2 separate regions of the Mus musculus genome follow, and region 2 is linked to region 1. The links are chromatin loops, found by intact Hi-C in ENCODE. Cell type or tissue: left cerebral cortex. All regions are shown on one strand. Each heading gives the region's core, and the rest is flanking DNA. Links, peaks and the distances in the headings are about the cores only. Region 1 has its middle 110 kb from the start of Nat3. Region 2 has its middle 45 kb from the start of Nat1.

Region 1 (2,926 bases), core at 279-2,778:
TAGTTCTGGTTTTGATTCTGGAGAACATCCTACTTTTTCCCACAGTGTGCCCACGTTTCAATTCCTCATCCAGGTGCCACAGAGTCCTCAATATTTTACAAAGCAGTGGCTGTCCTAACAGACATGAGCATTTCTAGCAGGGGTGTTAGAGCATTGTCAGAATGGTAAAACCACAACCCTGAAGCACAGTTGACGTGCCCAGCCAGAGGATGGATTTCTTCCCTCAGAATACTGAAGAATCACAAAGAGTTGAACATATTTAAAATTAGTCCCACTATTAATCCACCTTTCAGAATTAGGTAATTTACAATCAGCCTGAAATCAGCTTTGAAATTGGCCGGGGCACAGAATTAAACAAGCGGATGAGAATGTCCTCAGTGTCTGACTGCAAAACGCAAGCAAGTTTGCAGAATTAGGCTGACTTAATATTCTACATCAAAGGGCACACAAGATGGCTCAGCAGGCAAGAGAGCTTGCTGTAAGCCTGACAAGATGTGTTCTGTGCCCAGAGCCCACAGGATAAAAAGAAAGAAGGCTCTGGCATGTGCATTCTCCAACGCACTATGTACATAAACTTATAAGGAAAAATATTAAAAATATCGCATGGCATTTATAAATCATAACCTTTCCACAAGCTTGATCAACTCTGTCAACCTATAAATATGGAATAAACATTTATTTATCAAATGAGAGAAGAGCATTCAAGGTTCATATCCTAAAGGGATTGTCTGACCTGTTTAAACCTGGGTGATACTGTTTTCAAATCACTGAATCAGTGAAGCTTGCTCACTTGTATAGCCTTGCTTCCACTCCTTAAATCTTTACTGCATTCTCTGTTGCTCTTCCATAGGTCTAGCCATGCCCCAAGCTGAGATTATAATAGGAAAGGTCAGCACATAGCTCAGACCACAGCACCACCTCAGTGAATGTCAGCATTAACAAGGATGAGCACAAAGATGAGCTGGTCCTTTTGGCACAGCTGCATATCTGGTGACAGCATTATAGTGCCTGGCAGAGTCCCTTCAGAGTTACACGAGACTTTTGCATTTTCCCTGCATCCTTGCTCTGTATAATGCCATTTCGTCTCTGAGCCCACAGAGCTGGGTGTGCTACACTATCCCATACAGACTGTGTAAGCACCGAGATGTCCACACAGTGATGATGTCACCTAACAACACGTTGCTCAGGACATATCCCTGTCACTAAGGGACACGTCTGCATACACCCGGCTCTTCCTCTTTTCACTTTAGAATCTCACCATCTGTAATCTCCACTCAATTCTGATTTCCTTTCCTCATGAACTATTTCCAAGAGGGGCAGGAGGAGCCTTTAAAAATCTCTGTACTTTGCAGAAACCTACCTGGGGAATAAACCCTATTTTGTGTTTCCCTATGTCCACCTTCAGCTAAGACAAGGTGTAACTCTGCACCCACACTTATTACTCTACTGCAGGAAGATTCCCCAAAGGCCTAAAGGGCAAAGCATGGGACTGGTGAAGCCAGCCAACATCACTATGTGATGGTAAGCATGGGGCAGAGCAAAGAGCTCTTGAATTGCTATCTGACACCATGCTGAGTGGGCAAGGCAACCAGCTCCCAGTGTGGGTACTAGTTAGTCTATTTGTCTATGCATAAATGCCCTTTACAAGTTGCCTGTTAGGTGTGGCCATCCATAGCAGCCAGACCTTCAGTGCTCCCCCAGCTACTGCTGTGACTGTGAGACACATTCTGTTGCCTAGAGACAAAATCTTCTACCATGATGTCAAAGCCTAACCATTTATATCTTCGCGTTCCATTGGTGGAAATCACCACCTGGAACAAAGATCCTGTTTTCGCATGCTACCTTCTTGAACACATGGGCAGCTACAAATAGCTCAATGCGTTCCCATCAGCTGCTCCTCGTGTATAAATGGTAGGAGAGATTAGGGCTAAAATGAATGTGAATTTCAAGAAAAATAATCAGTAACTTAGAACTTGGCAGCATATGTTGTTTAAAACAGAGAGTATTTAGAATTTTCTTCATCTTAAAATTGTCATTGCATGTTCCAGTGGTGGCATGCTTTACAGATTCTGGTATTTTGTGCAGTCTGTTAGAACTGACCTCTAATCATTTAATTGTCCTAATTGTACATAGAAAAGAGAAATTTGTATCTGGTAGAAAGAGAAACATCATTTTAGTTAGTAGTTTCCTTCAGAGTTTTTTTTTTTTTTTTGAATATGGAGAGTAAGGGGATTTGCTTGTCTTCTTGAGTTTATGTTTCTATTTAAGAAATCACTTCATGAGGCTGGAGAGATGCTAGTGGCTAAGAGCACTTGCTGCTTTTTGAGATGACCAGGGTTCAGTTCTTGGTACTGCCTGTAAGTCTAGCTACAAGGGAACTGAAACCCTTCTTTTGGCCTATGTGGATACATGCATTTGTGTGTACATACACAGACAAGCACACAGACATTTAATTAGAATGTGTATTCATCATTTTTAAAAATTACTTCATGCCGGACGTGGTGGCACACACCTTTAATCCCAGCAGTTGGGAGGCAGAGGCAGACAAATTTCTGAGTTTGAGGCCAGCCTGCTCTATGGAGTGAGTTCCAGGACAGCCAGGGCTATACAGAGAAACCCTGTCTCAAAAAACCAAAAACCAAAAAACAAACAAACAAAAAAACCAAAAAAACCCTTTCAGGTCTAAAATATATTCTATTTGGGTTCAGCAAAATATTATAGATTTATTCAACAAGTAAATGTTGGGATTCAAGAATGAAATAAGTAAAAACTCAGGTATAAACTAGGCTTTCCATCACCTAAGCTTTGCACTGCAAGACATGCTATTTTGTTTTGCTGTTTTACTTTGTTTGAGACTGGTTCTGTTCTGCATGACCCAGCGTGGTACTGAAGGGCCTGTCCTAGGTCTGCCTCCAAAGCACTGGAA
Region 2 (2,926 bases), core at 245-2,744, 190 kb after region 1:
GCGCCCTGGTTTTCAGGGCCTGTCATGCCTGTCGCTACTGGAGTGGATAGAGCACTTCTCCAGCATCGTGTTCACAGGGTAGGTTTTTTTCACATAGATGCTGTGGTTCTGAGTTCTGGTCCTCATGCACAGACAGCAAGAACCTACCAACTGACCCATCTCTCCGGCCCCCAAATACCTTTCTGTTTGCAAGATGTGCCCTTAATTTTACCACACATAATTCTGTTATAAGGAGAAGCCATAAGTTGGGTCTCTTTCTCTTACAATTGAAAAGGTTGTTTTCTGAAGAGAAATTCATCCCCCAGGAATAATAAATCCTGAAGCTTCTATGTGCTGCTCTTTAGAAGCCTAGAAACTGACATAGCCAAACTGAGGATGGCAGCCAAACAGGACTAGTGTAGCCAGTGTTGCTCAGTCTTTCCTTCACTGACTGATCAATGTAATCCAACTTTGATCGTCTGTCCATATCTTAAGAACTAAGATATGGTAAAAGAACTAATATGGTAAAAGACTAGTTAGGAGACTAGAGAGATGGCCCAACTGATAAGATCACTGACTGCTCTTCCAAAAGACCAGGGATCAATTACCGGCTCCCACATGGCAGCTTCCCACATGGCTTTTCACAGTCACCATCTGTGACTCCTGTTCCAGGGGGATCTGATGTGCTCCTCTGGCTTCCATGGGGAACAAGCATGTATGAGGTACATAGACATACGTATAGGTGACATGCCTAGTCTCATAAGATTATGAACTAAGTGCAGCATTAACCTCCCCCTTTGCTTCCAATATCGCATCCAGAATCAAGATTGACTTGTCAGACCTACTTTTGTCAGTGCAGTTTGGGTTTAGCTCTGGACAGTACATTTCATACTCTGGGCGCCATGATGGAGCTGAGTGATGCTGATAAGATGTGGCAATATGAAGGGAGAGTTGGGCAGAACCATAGGTACTATCTACATAAGAGATTATGTACACAGTGAGCCCTAGACAAAGTAAGAAATTGAAAATGTAATGATGGCTGGGCTGGGACCCACTGAATAGACGAGAATGAAAATAGGCCTTTGAGGATGATCCAAGACTAAGTAAAGAATATGGAGATATATTGCAGGCAACTAAAACTCTAGTTATAATAGAGAAAGTGCCTAAAATCTCAGGGAACATATTCTGTAAGACTCCCTGTTCGTGGGTTATATAATTTAATAGGGAACAACACTTTCTTATGATGATTCTGAATGGTCAGTTACCATGGTATAAAATTACATATGCATGCATATATTCTGTGATTCTTGCCCTTAGTATTAAGTCTAGGTAGAAAGATAATACACAGATATAAAAGAGATATAAGTCTCATGATGTGTGCTATGGGCAGTATAGCTTATGGGTGTTTGGGAGAAAAGAAATCAAGTCTATGTTAAAATGTCTTGTAAACTTGGACTTGATTCTTTTTAACCATTATCAATGCCTTGGATTTAGACCTAGAATGCTATCCTATTTGGTTTGGTTGACACAAGAGAAGGTGGTCATGGAGATTCCCTGTAGGAAGACAAATAGTGAGAAAGGAGCACAGTTTTATCTGGAACATACGAATTACTTGGTTTTGAACAAGGAAATATGACTAAGCACAGTGGGGGTGGTGTTTTGGAAAAAATATGGGGCTATTTCAGCCAAAATCAGAGAACACAACCTGGAGTCTTGGTTTCTAATGAATTATGGAACAGAAAGTATTTCCATTTGTTCTCGGGTAGGTGGTGCAGTGGCCAGAGTATTTTATATTTTAAATCTCCATTTATTTATAATTCAGAATTAGACAAGGGTGATAGCTGAAGAACCAGGTTTCCAGAACAATTATGTTGGACTAGTGAGAATGGCATTTGACGTCCTTTCTGGAACAGACTTATGTTGGAACAAAGTCAATGAGCCCATCTCCCTGTGCTGCTTTCTGTGCTCAGGAAGGCAGCATGGGGCTGTTGTTTGCTGACTTTATTCCAGTTATCTGCAGAAGCAGAGGCACTATCAAGCACATAGAACTCCTACCACAATAACTCTGCTGAGGAGACACTGTGTTGAAGGTCATTGAACCCTCTATCATGATCATTTTAATTTTTGGTTGTCTTTGTTTTTTTCTGGCTGGCCCAGGACCACACCTGAACTAAATAGAGCCTGTGCTTGTGTGTGCTGTCTGTAAACCAGAAGTACTAAATCTTAGGACCTATCTCACACTGAATGAGTCAATCCATGTATTAACTAAGTGACTTGCATATGCTTCCAAGTTTGAGAAGTACTTATGTCATACACCCTGAATTCAGCCTGGAGAATGTAAGAGGTAGAACCTCACTCCATCTCTAAGCCCTACCTTCTTCACCTTGGGCCCTTGAGAATCTCTTGTCTTAAATTATCACAGGATCTGAAGATTGCCCATCTCACTTGAGAATACAAGATAATTGGAGTTACCTAAGACTCATGGGCTTTGAAGAATATATATGAATTTTGGAATTAAAACCAAGAAAGACCAAGTTGGTCACTCTAGTCACATCTATTGATAATCTATTTAACCCTTACAGGTTACTGAATCCCATCCCAAATTCTGGGAGTGTGAAATGCATGGCATATGGAAACTGATTCCCCCAATTATGATTGGCTCAGGCCAATTTCTTATAAACAACAGTAGACAGGTGATGAAGGGTTATCTCTCTGGTCTTTGCAGTCAGGCTTATATATGGAGGTCTTTGGGAGGAAAGTAAGAAAGCAAATGAATGCTTCTCTAAATATTGCCACTAAGAATACTGTAAATGTAATTTACAGAGTAGCCTCTACTTAAATTTTATATTTTATTTTAATGCTGAGAATGGAATCTAAGCCCTCACTCATGTTAAAGAACTCTACCACTGACCTACTCACATAGCCCACCTTATAAGATTGTTGTATG

Evidence for each region. A loop is a pair of places that touch in the nucleus more often than their neighbours do. Peaks named below come from ENCODE experiments on the same cell type or tissue, not always from the same donor. Only the 100,000 strongest peaks of a DNase experiment are listed, where the experiment ranks them.
Region 2: a loop joins it to region 1, with 11 times the contacts of the local background. A loop is called at or near these places in 2 of 42 quality-filtered maps.

The regions. Positions count from the first base shown.
Region 1 is chr8:67,630,712-67,633,637 of GRCm38, reverse strand. No RefSeq gene overlaps it. Among named protein-coding and RNA genes, the nearest start is that of Nat3, 110 kb to the right of the region's middle. In left cerebral cortex, for the core only: no CTCF peak of the experiment used is centred there; DNase peaks (open chromatin) are centred at 1,187 and 1,788; H3K27ac peaks cover 2,421 bases.
Region 2 is chr8:67,444,877-67,447,802 of GRCm38, reverse strand. No RefSeq gene overlaps it. Among named protein-coding and RNA genes, the nearest start is that of Nat1, 45 kb to the left of the region's middle. In left cerebral cortex, for the core only: no CTCF peak of the experiment used is centred there; a DNase peak (open chromatin) is centred at 1,674; H3K27ac peaks cover 1,512 bases.